Linked DNA regions of Homo sapiens: region 2 is linked to region 1. Evidence: chromatin loops called from intact Hi-C (ENCODE). Cell type or tissue: PC-3. All regions are shown on one strand. Links, peaks and the distances in the headings refer to the core of each region. The heading gives the core; the rest is flanking DNA.

The links. Peaks named below come from ENCODE experiments on the same cell type or tissue, not always from the same donor. Only the 100,000 strongest peaks of a DNase experiment are listed, where the experiment ranks them.
Region 2: a loop joins it to region 1, with 8 times the contacts of the local background. A loop is called at or near these places in 3 of 110 quality-filtered maps.

Annotation. Positions count from the first base shown.
Region 1 is chr3:167,882,435-167,891,280 of GRCh38, forward strand. It overlaps the pseudogene MEMO1P3. Among named protein-coding and RNA genes, the nearest start is that of SERPINI1, 150 kb to the left of the region's middle. In PC-3, for the core only: no CTCF peak of the experiment used is centred there; DNase peaks (open chromatin) are centred at 4,507 and 4,897; H3K4me3 peaks cover 282 bases; H3K27ac peaks cover 860 bases.
Region 2 is chr3:168,039,138-168,045,380 of GRCh38, forward strand. It overlaps GOLIM4 (golgi integral membrane protein 4), which reads right to left. Exons shown (of 16, transcript NM_014498.5): 4 at 5,691-5,744; 5 at 4,242-4,392; 6 at 2,255-2,337; 7 at 1,649-1,732. Among named protein-coding and RNA genes, the nearest start is that of GOLIM4, 54 kb to the right of the region's middle. In PC-3, for the core only: CTCF peaks have their summits at 1,679 and 1,880; a DNase peak (open chromatin) is centred at 1,664.

The DNA.
Region 1 (8,846 bases), core at 3,661-6,160:
TGAACTATTATTTTTAGTGCCAGATTTGATCTAATAATTCAATCCTTTTAGTGTAGGCATCTTCAAAGTAAAGGAGAAAAATAAAAACAGAAAGAAAAGAAGAAAAAGAGAAAGAAAAATAAAATAGTATGTTTACCTGCCACAACAGAATACATAAACAAAGTATAATTATAGTTATTAAATTATTTCAGTTCTAGGGTGATTCTATTTTGTCATTAAACAAAAGTTAATTTATTTGTACATCAGATATAGTTAGAATAAATAAAACCGGTATCTTTAAATGAAAATGTCACAGGTAAAAGTGAATGTATAATACCTCCTCCCTTATTTTTATGAGAGTTAAACTATTATGCACATATACTTTACCATCTAAGCTGATAGAATTAGCTTAATTAGATAGTCTCCATGCCAAAAACAATGATAAATTTTGAGTCTTCATCTCTCTCAAGTCTCACCAGCATTTGACACAGTTGACAGACCTTTTCCCCCATCTGGAAAGCACTTTCTTCACTTTCAGGACACCATACTCTTCCTGTAGGTCATAGTTTGTGGGGCCGGGCACAGGATGAGAATGTGGGGCTCCCTCGTGCAAAAAATCAGCAAAAAAAACTGTCCTTAAGGTACATATAACTTATGTGAATTACACAATAAATATTTTGTAGTTCATACTTGCATATGTACTTCATTCTTCCCGGAAGAGTGGAAACATTGCCCAAAACTAACTCAGCTATTTTATTTCACTTCTTCATACAGTAAATCCTGTGGAAGGAAAGAAGAAAGGAGGAAAGAGGATTGGATGGAAGAATCTCCACTTCTCAGTAATTTGTTTATTTACTTTATTAGTTTACATCCATGTGATTGGCATCTAAATTATTATTTTAAAGTTAGATGACTTTTGCTAATATCCTTGTATTTAAATTTTTAAAAATACATCTTTTTATTCTTCTAATGTGGTTGAAAAATTACTTTTATTGGAGGTGAATAGGATTCGGACTTAAATTGTAAGACTTTTTTCTTCTTGCTCTTTTCCTTCTACCTTTGATTTAACTTACAAAAAAGCACATAGACAAAATATATTTAATTCTCTATTTAGTCATAATAGTTTCACAGACAAAAGTCAAAATGAGATTTGAATTATACTTTGTTGACAGGTAACTGATTGCCCTATAAATATCTCAATGACATTTCATTGCCTTTTTTGATAAATATGACATCATACTTTTGTCTATGATGCATGAAAATTGAAAAAATCTAATTATTACAACTTTTGAAAGATAAGCATTTAGTAGATCTCTTTAAGTGCAATAAAACAATATTACATCTCAACAAAACTTACCCTGTACTAACAGATACCCAGGAAATAAATAGTGAGTAAATTTGAAATTGCGAGCCTTTTTCACTTATAATTCTGAATATACAGATTTAATGAAATAGCTCTCTTATTACAAATAAACTCAAAGAGCTGGAAAGCAAATACAAGAACTAAATGTAGAAGAGTTAGTTGGTAGATATAGTTAAATGGGTGTAGTTATAATAAAATTTGTTTTTACTTGTTTTTTTATGTTAGAGCGATTTCTTTCTGAACTACCACTTCACATTGAATTATAGACCTTCAGGAATAGTTGCCTCCTTTTGGATTAATTCAATAAACATTTACTAAATAGCTCACATCTATGGCAAGTCCTATGCTAAGACTTGGGGATATAATCATGAATATTTTTTGTCTTCTGAGGCCCACTGCCTATTGGGAAAACTAACAAATTATTATTTCAACAAACCTACAATACGGGGATACAATGAAGATAAGCACAAAACAATAAGGGAGCAATGTGGTCTAATTACCTTGAAGGACCAAAAGGACTGAGTGAAGTAAAATGTTAAAGTGTCAAAAGAGTTACAGAAAGGGGAAACAGAATGAGACAAGACACACATGTTTTGGAAATTGCATTCTGGCTTCTGCATTAATGTCATTACATTTGCTCTTACAAGATCACTAGAGGCAGTCACCTCATATTAATGCCTCCTGCAGCTTTTGATGCTTTCCTGTAACACCCTTCCTCTGGTATCTGAGGCATCCTACTTGGTTTGTTTCTATCTCTCAAGTCATTCACAGTCTTGTTTATGGCTCTCTTTTTAGTCTCCTCTTTATCCGTTAAAGGTTAGTATTCCTCACAATTTGGTCCTGACCTCTCTTCTTTCCTTACTCTTCACATTTTCTGCAAGCAATCTGATCCAGTCCCATGGTTTCAATTTTCAAAAATCTTTTGAAACCGCTAAAACATCTGTCCCTAATTTCTCTCTCTCTCTCTTCTGGGTTCCAAACACATAATACAGCACTTTTGCCTGATAGTTCTATCTGGCTGTTCTTGAGGGTCCTCAAGCCCAACATGTTCTAAAGCAAATGTTTTCCTGCCCCATCGCAGTGCATGGTACTACCATTTTCCTGGTTGTCAATGTCAGAAATCTGAAATGACATCTTTGATTTTTCCTCCCCCTTAGTTCTCCATGTCCAATTAGTTATGCCAGTAATAACTTCTAAAGAGTCTCTCAAATTCCCCTGTGCTGTATCCTCTTGGTATAATTATCAGACTTTTGCAAGACTCTCCTAAGTTGCCTCCAGCCTCAAGTTCTCCTCCCTTCAATCCATTTTCTGCAATGCAGTCAGGTGATCTTGGTAAAGCACAACTTTGATCACATCATTCATTCTCATTATTAAAACCCCCTAATAGTTCTCATTTATATAAAAATCAAGTTAAACTTATTCATAAAGTGGCATGTATCTCGATTTGCCTGAGACAATTAAGTTTACGATTTTAGCTCCAGGATCTTCTGCTAGCACCCCCTTAACTCTCAAAAGGGTCTTGGTTCAGATGATAACTTATATTGTCACCCTACATATAAAATCTTCAAAGATTTCTGCTTGTGTCTTCAGCCTCATCTCTGTTACTCTCTTTTTCATTCTAAGCCCTAGCCACCCTAAACTACCAAAGGTACTCAAACTGCAATGCTCTCTCTCACCTCCAGCCTTTGCCTTTTGCCTGTATCGTCCTTTCTCCTGTTTCCCTTTCTTTGCCTCTCTCACTCCTACTTAACCTCCAGGTGTCAGACTGGATAACAGTTCTTCTTGAAAGCCTTCTCTGATTCTCTTCTACCTCAGCTGATCAAGTGTGCCTTCTAAGGGATTCCATACCATTCTAGTTACTTTTATTGTAACACTTTTCATGCTAATTAATAATTTCCTACTCTTTCTTTCACCTTCACCATATTTCTTCCTTGAATAAATCTGACCTGTTCACTATTGTATTTCTACCACTTAGCACAGTGCCTAGCACACACAGTAGAAGCTAAAATGCTAAAAGGCCTGTGAATGGTGATGGAATTTTTAATCAACCTGAACATAGTTTTATTTAGACTGAGATGAAAACTCTTTATAAAAATTGATTTATCTTGTAATTTAATGAGCAATGACCGTTCGGTATTTTGGCCTCCTTTATCTTATTTATGTTATCAAATTTTGCCAATGGAAATAGAGTGAACAGCGAACCTTGTAATTCGCTGAAGAAAATAATAAAAAATTATTTAAAATACAATTTTGGGGTTTTGTTTAGTATTTATCATAATAATCTTTTTTATTCATTTCTCTCAGAGCTGCCAGTTAGTTTCAGGTAATTAAAATGATTTCAGATTCAGTGAAATTACTTGTTCGCCTTTAGATTGGTTTCTATCAGCCCAGATAGCTCACATTAAAATATAAAGCAGGTGGGTAATCTGAAGAACATCCAACACAATAAAGTCACAAATGGAGTCTCATTGTTAGGGATTATCAATAAGCACTTAGCAGTGATTTTTCTGGTAATGACAGGTTAACTGACTTCAAAAAGGAAAGTAACAAAAACGTGATGAGTTTCTAGGAATAAATGTTTTTTGAAGGTTGATATGATATAGGCGAACATCAGTATTATTGACTAGAATTTGGAGATTCAAACTAGAGTGCAATAAAAGAAGTCTAAAGTAGGCCGGGTGTGGTGGCTCACGTCTGTAATCCCAGCACTTTGGGAGGCTGAGGCAGGCAGATCACAAGGTCAACAGATTGAGACCAGCCTGGCCAACATGGTGAAACCTTGTCTCTACTAAAAATACAAAAAAAATTAGCTGGGCATGGTGGCACGTGCCTGTAGTACCAGCTACTCAGGAGACTGAGGCAGGAGAATCGCTTGAACCCAAGAGGTGGAGGTTGCAGTGAGCCAAGATCGTGCCACTGCACTCCAGCCTGGCGACAGAGAGAGAGTCTGTCTCAAAAAACAAAAGAAAAAACAAAACAAAACAAAACAACAGAGAAGTATAGAATAGAGAGCAGCTTCACTACATGTTGAACATTTATTAAGCTCCCTTCCTGTAAAGAAGGCTGGGAAGCATCAGAGATTTAAACAGCCTTTGGCAAAACAAAATGAAACCCTTAGCAAATATTGCATCATATTTTTTGCAAATAAAAAATTTAAAAAGTGAGTTTTGTTGGCATTTGGCTAGTTGCCATTTCCGCTGTAGATAGCAAAATCTTTAGAAAGTATCAATTAGCTTGTGTTAAGCTCAACAAGATTATATCTGTATAAGAAAAATTTTAAGATTCCAAGAATCAGCAGTGCTGTAACATCAGATTTGGGCAACCCTAAAAATCCTTTAGTTTATTCTCCAGCACCTTTTAACAAAACCATTCTGTATTCACATTTTAAGTCTTCACAGTAGACCTGTTGTTAATTTATGCCATTACTTATCTGAAAGCAAGAAAACTGTTTTTCCTATCTCACATAAATCCTTTGTGTACACATGATGTTGTCATACCACAACACATGAGTTACATTAGTATGATGTGCCTTTTTGCCCTCTGTGGGTTTCAAGGATGATAAATCTGCTAAATAAATAGAATGTTGCTACTTCAGCAGCCTGTTTCTTTTCTAGAATGGACTCCAGAGCTGTGACTCCCAAAGCCCCAAAGGCTGGTCCACAAGTTAGCATTGGCAAAACCAAGGGAAAACAAGGAACACAAAGAAAACATAGTCGAGTTTCATGATGAGACATTGTGCTACTTTAAACGATTAGCCTTTATTTTAACAGTGGGTTTTTTTGTATTTGGATTAACTAATATATCTTTTCATTTTAGAAGTGGATGATGAAATATATAATATTTCTATTGTTTTAGTGACCTTATTTGGAAAATAAGAAACTGTAAATTTGATGTCAATTGATTTTCTAAAATTTTGCATAGTTATAAAATACTCAAATTGGAAACTACTGCTTTTCTACAGTGAATTTGTAATAAGTTAATTGAGTTAAATCTTGAAAAATCTGTGACTATATTTTATACATACATATATAAACATGCACATGCAAATATATGTATATATAATTATTTATGTTAGAAAATTTCATATAAAGAAAGGATATTTTAAAAATGTAAAATGATAAGCACTTGGTCCACCTCATACTTTCCATCAGTTGTTATAACCTGGTATCAATTACCTAGTAACAATATTTACTTAATAACAATTTATGATTACCTAACAATTTCTTCCAGTTTAAGTTTTAATTTCTCTTAGCCTGCTTTTTTTTTTCTGAGTTGTGTAGCCCTTTATTAGCAACTAAAATAGAAGGCATCTGTTGTACAACACGGGTAGTAATTGACTATAACTGGAAATCTATTATATTCTAATACAGATCATCTATAAATGCAATTTCTTTATTAAAAATCTTCCACCTTTTTTGTTTGTTTGTGTACAATTTGCAAAACTATTCTGAAAGTGGAATATATGTGCACAAGTTTGCAGAGTGCAAATTCAGGATATGGTAAATGCTTTACCAGTTACTTTCCAAAAACTGTCTGCTGCAACTGAACCTTTACATTGTCATCTTTTTTGATCAAAATATTTTGATGCCAGCCTTCCTTCTACTGCCTAAACTATAAGGCATTTTTTAATGACCTGAAGGTTTTGCTATAGTTACTATGATGAATACCAGGGGGAGATTTATAGATCCACTGAACATCTAGATAAAATGGGTATGAGTGTTACAGAACAATTAGACCCTGTATCTTTTACCAATTACATGAAGAAATATCGTAACTATATGTGGAAGACTTCCCATTCGGGTGTTATTAAATGCTATCACAGAGCTCCAGAAGAATGGAATGAATATGAGCTTTTCCTTTTTGAATTATGCCCAGTCAAGCCAGTGTAGAAACTGGCAAGACAATTCAGTGAGTTATGCAGCTGGAACACTCATGGTCCACTGAAGCTCTGAATCCTCAGGGATGCCACCTGCACATTCTCATACTCTGTCCAGGGCCCCAACCTAGCCTTTACCATGATACTGGTCTTGGTTTGGGGGGATTTGAAACCTCAAACTAATAGAAATTTCTTTTTTTTTTCTAGTAGGTGTAGTCCTTCCTTAGCCTGCTTTTTAATGAGTGCTGCTAAAGCCCTTAGCCTGCCTGTTTACCCTTGGAGGTAAGATCTTCTTCTCCTCTGATTAGAAAAGTCAATCTCCCCAAGCATTTCTGCTTCATTGGTTTCACTCTACCACTGAATGGCTATTATGTGCCAGGCCTTGGGCCAGGTACTCAAAACTCTGTTAGACCAAGAACATAACTATTCATACCCTGGGGGAAAAAAGGGAAAAACTTTATCTCCAATTTAATCTTCCAAGAAGAAAATAAAAGCTTTTTCCTTGATTATTTTCTCCCCGAAGATTGGAATATAAGGCAGGATCCATACATCTATGTTACGAACATACCATGGAATTTTTCTCAGTTTGTGTCTTGTTTCCCAACCAGTTATTCTTCATACTGTTACAGGAAAATCTCACTTCTTCTTCTGAAGCTGCCAGGTCAAGAGGGAACTGAAATAAATTTCCACTGAAAGAAACCTCTTGAAATGTTTTCCATAAACAATTCATACATAAACACACAAACATTTCCCAATAGTTAACTCTGTGAAGTGTTCTCCAGCTTAAGAATCATTTCTCCTGCCAGGTGCAGTGGCTCATGCCTGTAATCCCAGCACTTTGGGAGGCCAAGGCGGGCAGATCACCTGAGGTTGGGAGACCGAGACCAGCCTAACCAACATGGAGAAACCCCGTCTCTATTAAAAAATACAAAATTAGCCAGGCGTGGTGACACATGCCTGTAATCCCAGCTACTCGGGAGGCTGAGGCAGGAGAATCGCTTGAACTTGGGAGGCAGAGGTTGCCGTGAGCCGAGATCGTGCCATTGCACTCCAGCCTGGGCAACAAGAGTGAAACTCCATCTCAAAAAAAGAAAAAAAAAGAATCATTTCTCAGCTGTGAACTGTTTCCATCTTCCATGTCAGCAGGATGACTTTAGATAGTTGTACTTTTACGCACTTATTTAACTAATACTTCATTCATTCTTATGATATACCAGACTCTGTGTTTGACACGAGAGATACCAAGTGGTGAACAATATAGACAGGGAATCTACTATGGCTGTCAGTTACTTGGTAGTAGGTAATGACCAATGTGAAGAAAGAGTAGAAGAAAATGAATTAACTAGTCATTTGTTTGGAGAAGTCATTTCTTAAACATCTAAATTAGATTAGGCCCTTTTCCTACAATAAGCTCTTAAATAAACACCCGGTATACCTACATCATAATAGACATAACAGCTTTAATCAATTAGTTGTGAATTTGATGTAAGTTAGCATTAGATGCCTGATCTGTACATAGTGCCAGGAAGATAGAGGTTGCTTCTGTGTGTTCTCCACTCTGTTCTCAAGACCCAATACGATGTCTGGTACCTTGTAGTTACTCAGAAAATGCATATTAAGTTGATGGTAAAATCTTAGTCCCAGGAACAATAATATTTGGTTTCTTACATAGCACCTTCACTACCATCTGTCCAGTCAGGATAAGTAAGAATCATTTTACTGCTATCAGGATCTCAAAACAGACTGAGACTTGGAATTGGGAGAAACATGAAGTTGAACATTTCAGAGCACCTGGCACCTGCCCCCCAAACCAAAGCTGTTGTCTAATTAGTCTGCTTGGCATAAAACTAGATTTGCCACTGCTCTGTAAAACTACTTTATTTCAAACAGACTACAAAAGCAGCACGTAGTGATCACAGAAAAATTGGAAAGTTTAGAAAATTATATATTATATGTGTTTAAGATTTTGCTAGAGGTATTTAAGGCCACCCCTGTAACCTTGCTTTGTAGGTACTCATTATTGAGCACCATCTCATAGCCTCTTCATGTGCGCTTCACTTTCCCAGTGCCCCGTGCTTCTCACCACCCTATTCTGCAAACCAATCTGCCCTTTTTTGATGCCATGTTCTGAATCTTCCCTTCCCCGACCCTCAACCGTTGGTTTCCATTTCCATGGGAATTGCTGATGACTAACAGGCTATTGTCAATCTAACCCTTATGCAGAAGCCCATTTACAAAGCTCATAAAAGCATAACTCTGAAGTGTTGAGAGGGTCCGGGGGCTCAGAAGAAAGGCATTTTCTTGCCTTTTCCAGTTTCTAGAGGTTTCCTGCATTCCTTGGCTCATGGCATCCTTCCCTCTTAAAGTTAGCAATGACCAATTGAGTTTTCCTCCATTACATCACTCTGACACTGACTCTTCTTTCTCCCTTTTACACATTTAAGGACACTTGTGATTACACTGGGCCCACCTGGAAAATTCAGGAAAATCTTCGTATTTTAAAGTCAGCTGGCTAGCAACTCTAATTCCGTTGGCTACCTTACTTCTCATTTGCTGTGCAGGGTAACACAGTCACAGTTTCCAGGTATTAAGATGTGGACATCTTTGGGGAGCCATTATCCTGCCTAA
Region 2 (6,243 bases), core at 446-2,945, 150 kb after region 1:
GGCTCTAATTAAGGATTGCACCTAGTTCTGACACTTTTTTTTAAGGCAGGACAAACCTTGAGCATCCTCGCCAAAAAAGATATTTCAATAAATAGAAAATTATAACTATATATTAAGAAAAAAAAAATTTTTTTTTTTTTTTTGAGATGGAGTCTTGCTCTGTCACCCAGGCTGGAGTGCAGTGGTGCAATCTCGGCTCACTGCAGCCTCCGCCCCGCTGGGTTCCAGTGACTCTCCTGCCTCAGCCTCCTGGGTAGCTGGGATTACAGGTGCACACCACCACGCCTGGCTAATTTTTGTATTTTTAGTAGAGAAGGGGTTTCACCATGTTGGCCAGGCTGGTCTCAAACTCCTGACCTCAGGTGATCCACCCGCCTCGGCCTCCCAAAGTGCTGGGATTACAGGCATGAGCCACGGTGCCCGGCCAAAATTTTTTTTTCTATTATAAAACCCTGTGAGTAATACTGTCAGAGTTCTACTCCAGAATTTGGTTTTGGTCATCAAATAAATGATTTTACTTATCTTTCTATGGATTTTCAAATTGTTGCTCAGTCTTACATTTATGGCCGTTACAGCACACAGAGCACTCAAATCAGTTTGTCACATTTATAGTATGAAGAACAGCCTCATATAAAATAATACTTGACAAAAATTTTTATAAAGAAGACGTGAAATGAAATGATCCCTGACGTCAATTTCATTTATACACATGTAAAAAATCACTACACAGCTACAGCTTAGGAGGAGACACCTAATCAATGACTGTTTAGAAAAGGAATCTCACAAACACAGATGCTACAGCCTCTGAGATGGGTCAGGGACAGAAAATTATACCTTTTAATAATTTTATAAAGAAAAGAAAACCAACATGGGTTTCCTGATGAGCATAGATCGTTTACCTTTGTTCTTTTATCATAATTCCTCCAGTAAGAATAAAAGTGAAGATCTAGTTTACAACAGCAACTAAACTAGCCATTCCTGTTTCCTTCCTTCTGCTAGAAATCTGCATAACACTTAGCATGAAATCGCTTTAATAAGCTCTCCAACACTTGTATTTGTTCCCCTGTTCATTCAGTAAATATATACTGAGGGCCTGCCTTGTGCCAGGAGCTGTTCTAGGTTTGAACAAATGGAGCTTATGACTCTTGTTTTTCCTTCTCTGTTGACTCTTCTACTTTTCTGTAATTTGACCAACAACACATAAGCCTCGTTCCAAAAGGAGGGTGTGTAGGCTGGAATTCTGGGAGCAAGGCAGACACAGAAGAAAAAGTCTGACAATAGTTTTAGGTAGCTAGCAGCATAAAATCCTACAGATACTACACCAAGAGTCAACACAGATCAGATAGTTGCAAAAGACTATATATGTGAGATCATTTCTGTGATTTAAACAAGTATTAGACTACTGCATGTAGGGACGAGAGTGGAAAGAAATGATCATTTATGTACCGCACAACCAGTGCAAAAAATAATCAAAAGTTTAATATCTTACTGATTGAATTTTGAAAGCATGCATGATCCTCAGGATTAGGATAGCTCTGTCCTAAGGAACTCACTGAAGATTGGCTTGTAAGAGACTACATGCATAAAGGAATTGAGAAATGTTAAGCAGACTTGTAAAAGAACCCACAGAGGCTGCTACCCTTCTAACCTGTGCAGCAGCTAGTGCACTCTTGTGGTCTTCCAAAGTCACTACAAGTTGTTCATGCTCGGAGAGTAAATTCTTATGCTGTTGCTACACAAAAAAGAATTTTACATGTTGAGCTTTAACATTCTACGACAAATTCTTCTTTGGCTGATCGTGATATGGCTACCCAAATGTTACTTGCTTGTTTATTTGTTGTTGTAGCAGCATGTGTTAAGTTTAAAAATCATCGTAGAGAGAACACTACGCTTTATGTAGTATTCCAAAATCTAAAACGTGCTACCCAAATATCATAATCATTTATTTACAATGAAATCAAAACCAAAGAAACAAATTTCTCATTATTAGTAAACTTTTATAAATAAAAAGCTTATTAATATGTAACTAGCATGAGAATAATTTCAGTACTAATGAGAATATTCAGATTTTCAGACCATCTTTTAGCTTACAATGCTGAAGTGGTAAAAATATTAGGTACACTCTAGTTAATGCAAAGCCCACAATAACAACGTGGATTTGTAAAGCAGGCCAATTAGGGAATGACTTTTTAAAGTCATTCTACCAAATAAAGCAGGCAAACACTAAATAGTGAAACGTTTGGTTTTCTTTTACCTTGACATCTTGAAGCTGTGTATGTATGTCTTGGTGTGCTTTCCTTAGTTGTCTATTCTCTTCTCTCAAATTGTATACAGTCTCTATTTTAGAAAAAGAAGGATCACACATAAAGCCTTGAAACTTTCAGGATTCTGTTTCTATTATTTTCATATCTAAAGCCACCTATAACTTATTTTAGAATTTATTTTGAACTCAGACAATATAATATTCAAAATCAACAAAAATGATATTGTATTGGGATGTAGCATGGTTTTAGCTGGACATCTCAATCCACTCTGGTTCAGTACTTTAAATGCTTTTAAACAACTTTTGCATGACAGACAAAAGATAAGGAATTTTTGTTACCTAGGAATTAAAAATGAGATGTTAATGTCAATAAGCATACCCTTAGGAATAAAATATAATGCGTAGGTGTACTCAGATTTGAGTCTCTTCACAAATTAAAAACAAAGCTTCAGCATTTCAGTCAAATTTTTAAAAATAATTTAAAATTTTAAAAATATATAAAAATAAAATAATCAGAAAGTATAGACCCTTAACCCTTTGTAGTACTGCCTCAAGACTATTTAACTCCTGCATGACTTTTTGTTGTAACTTACTTTTTTTGAAATGCTATATTATAGAGAAATGTTGCAAAAAACATATAGAGTGGTCCTAAGGACACAACACCCAGCTTCCCATCATGATGACATCTTATACAAATACAGTACATTACCAAAACCAGGAAACTGTTGGGGTCAGTACAGTGAACTAGACTACAAACTTGATTTGGGCTTGACCACTGTTTTTGCATGCACCATATGCCTCTTAAAACCAATTATCTCACTTTAAACTTATTTAGCACCTATTTTTTTTTTTTGACAGAGTCTCTCTCTGTCACCCAGGCTGGAGTGCAGTGCAATGCCCCAGCAATGCAGTGCCCCAGCAATGCATTTAATTTTAGTGCGATCTTGGCTCACTGTAAGAACCTCCGTCTCCCGGGTTCAAGCGAGTCTCTTGCCTTGGCCTCCCGAATGGCTGAGATTACAGGCATGTGCCACGATGCCCGGCTAATTTTTGTATTTTTAGTAGAGATGGGGTTTCGCCATTTTGGCCAGGCTGGTCTCGAACTCCTGACCTCAAGTGATCCACCCACCTTGGCCTCCCAAAGTGCTAGGATTACAGGCGTGAGCCACCGTCCCCGGTTGAAATGGGGAAGACGTGTGTCTTGTGATTAATCTGGAGTTCACCTAAATATTTGATTGCAGAATGCACTGGTTTCTTTCTCCAGGACTCACATGCACTCAGAAAAGTGACATATTTTGTTTCATATTACTATGAAAATACCTGACACAGATGTTGATGGGTAGCAAATTTATGAGCAACTACTCTACATGCTTTATGTAAATTATTTCTCACACCAATTCTACAAGGTTGATATTTTTATGATTATCTCAATTTCACAGATAAGACAATGAAGCCCACAGTTGTCACACAACTTACCCATGGTCACATAGCTAGTGAAGAAGCCAAGATTCACCTGGGCAGTCTGACTATAGAACTTGAGCTTTTTTCAGTTACTACTGGCGATCAACAGCAAGTCTCTGCTCCCTTGGAGATTTTTAGAAATATATGGAGCAATTTTTGATTGTGGCAATAACTGAGAAGCATTATAGCATTTAGTAGGTAAGGATCAGAGATGCTATCTGTCTCGCAACCCAGTTAAGAGAAGAATCGTCTTGCCCAACAGGGCCATGTGCCCCACTGAGATACAAGAGAATACACTACGATACAACAGAACACACGACATATTCTATTCTGCTTCCCTAAACCAACCCAAATAGATGAAGATACATGTGAAACATTACAAAGAAAAAGTGACTGGTAAAGGACCACATGATAAATGTAAATCGATCACCACTCAAAACAACAGTCTACAGTTGCACTGAAACATTAATATCAGTACTTATTTAGAGATAAACTGGCTAATCAGATTTCCAAATACCTTTTAGCTTAGAAAGTTCTTGTTCTTTTTCTTGCTGGAGCTGCAAGTATTTTTGCTTATGGTCATTAAATGTTCTACTGAAGTCTTCCCCTTGTTTGCGATGTTCCTCTTCCAAGTCACTGTGCTGTTTCTTTAGCTCCTCGTGTTGGCTCTGCAAAGATGAAAACTTGAGTAGAAATATACATTCTCTGAATTATATGAGAGTCTATTTCTTGACAGCACAGTAAACAAAAACAAATGAAAGCAAGCAAGCACAAACACATGAAGAAATAGGCTTTGTTTTTCTCAAGTTGCTTTAATTTGTGCAGCTTCCCTCCATTTCCCCTGGATTTCAAATGAACAGTTGGGATCACAGCCAAAAATAATTTTCCCCTTAATTTTTAAGAAGTTAGCATGAGAGATGGAAAGGGAAAAAATGTGGGAAAATTCCCAGGGACACATATTACTGTGGAAACAAGGTAAAGCTAATGGCAAAATTATCCCTCCCTGGGTATTATGGATTTCCTCTTTCGATCTGATGTTTTCCCAGCAATGCATTTAATTTTCCTTCTTTGGTATTTCAGCCTTTCTGGTAACTCAGTTTAAAAGAGAGAGAGTAAATGAGACTTTTCCCTTTGGGAATAGTAATCAACTGTTTAGAGAATTGACTTTTATTTACCTTATTTCCGATTATAATCCTACAATGTAATCATGATCTAGATAAACACTACAGTCTCCAAGTGCTTAATGTGAAAGCATGGTTTGCTTTAATTCATTTACTGCTCTCTTGATAATAAGAAAAGATTCCGGTTTCAATAAAAAGTGCATGCCCTACTGATATCAGAGGGAAAGACAATAGCAAACAGAAAGCGAGGGGGAGGCACGGTGGGGTGGAGATGCCGGCATGATCTGCATCCTGCGAGAAGGGCATAACTGCATGCTGCCCGTCTCTTCCAGCTTGACAGAAACAATGATCCTCTTCCTGACACAGAATAATGAGTTTTACTCAAGGACCAAGGAAGCAGAATCTTTAAATAATAATTTGTGTTCCTGTGGTAAGTAAAAGGACATTTATTAAATATTAGTAACAAGAAGGAAGCATTTTAATAGTTCTACAGCCTCCAATCTGTGTAAGATAAAAGAAAATGTCTAAGGAAAACCACTGTGAGAAAGTAAATGAACATAAAACCCTAATGGATAGAGAGAAGAAGAAAATTAAAAATGAGGTAACCGAGAGCCTGATTTGCAAGAAAATGTGTAATAATTAAAATGTTCTATGTAATCGAGTGATAAATACGACAAGCCATTACAACTATATATAATTTTTAGCCAAATAAGATTTTAAAATGCCATATTACAATACAAATCAACTTCTGTAAACTTTCTTTAATCACTTTAAAGGCCATTAGTCAGTTCAAGTATTAGTTAATCCTTTCTTTTATTCATAAATAACAACTTTAGATTACTCACTTTCAACATCTGATGTTGGACATTCAGTGCACTGTATCTGCTATTGGAATCTTGCTGTAAATCAAAAAAAAAAAAGAAAACACAAAGATAAATATGGCTCTCTTGTTAAATACAGCTTAAAGCACTTTAAAATATAACTTTATTTATTTCACTTGTGTACAGTAAAATGAATTCTACATTTGAACCAAGATGTCGCTGGAGCCATCGATTTAACACAGAAATGAAGTTTTAACATTCCCCTTAGTTTGCTAGATTTTAGAGTAAAAAAGCAGGATATGAAATCATAAAACAGTAGCTTGAAAGAGCCCTTAGAGATGATTTCCTTCCACTTTCATATTCAGAAGAACTGGAGCCCAGACATACGAACTTGTCCTGAGACACAGAGTCACCGCGCAGGGCTAATATATGCGCTGGGTGCTTGAGGTAAGAGGGAAGAAGAAATAAACCGATGAGGAGCGGGCCTCACAAGCTGAGCATGGCTTAAAGGGGGAAGAGAAAAGGCACTTTCTTTCCCTGAACTTCAGCGGGTAAGAAATTCTATATACATGATTTT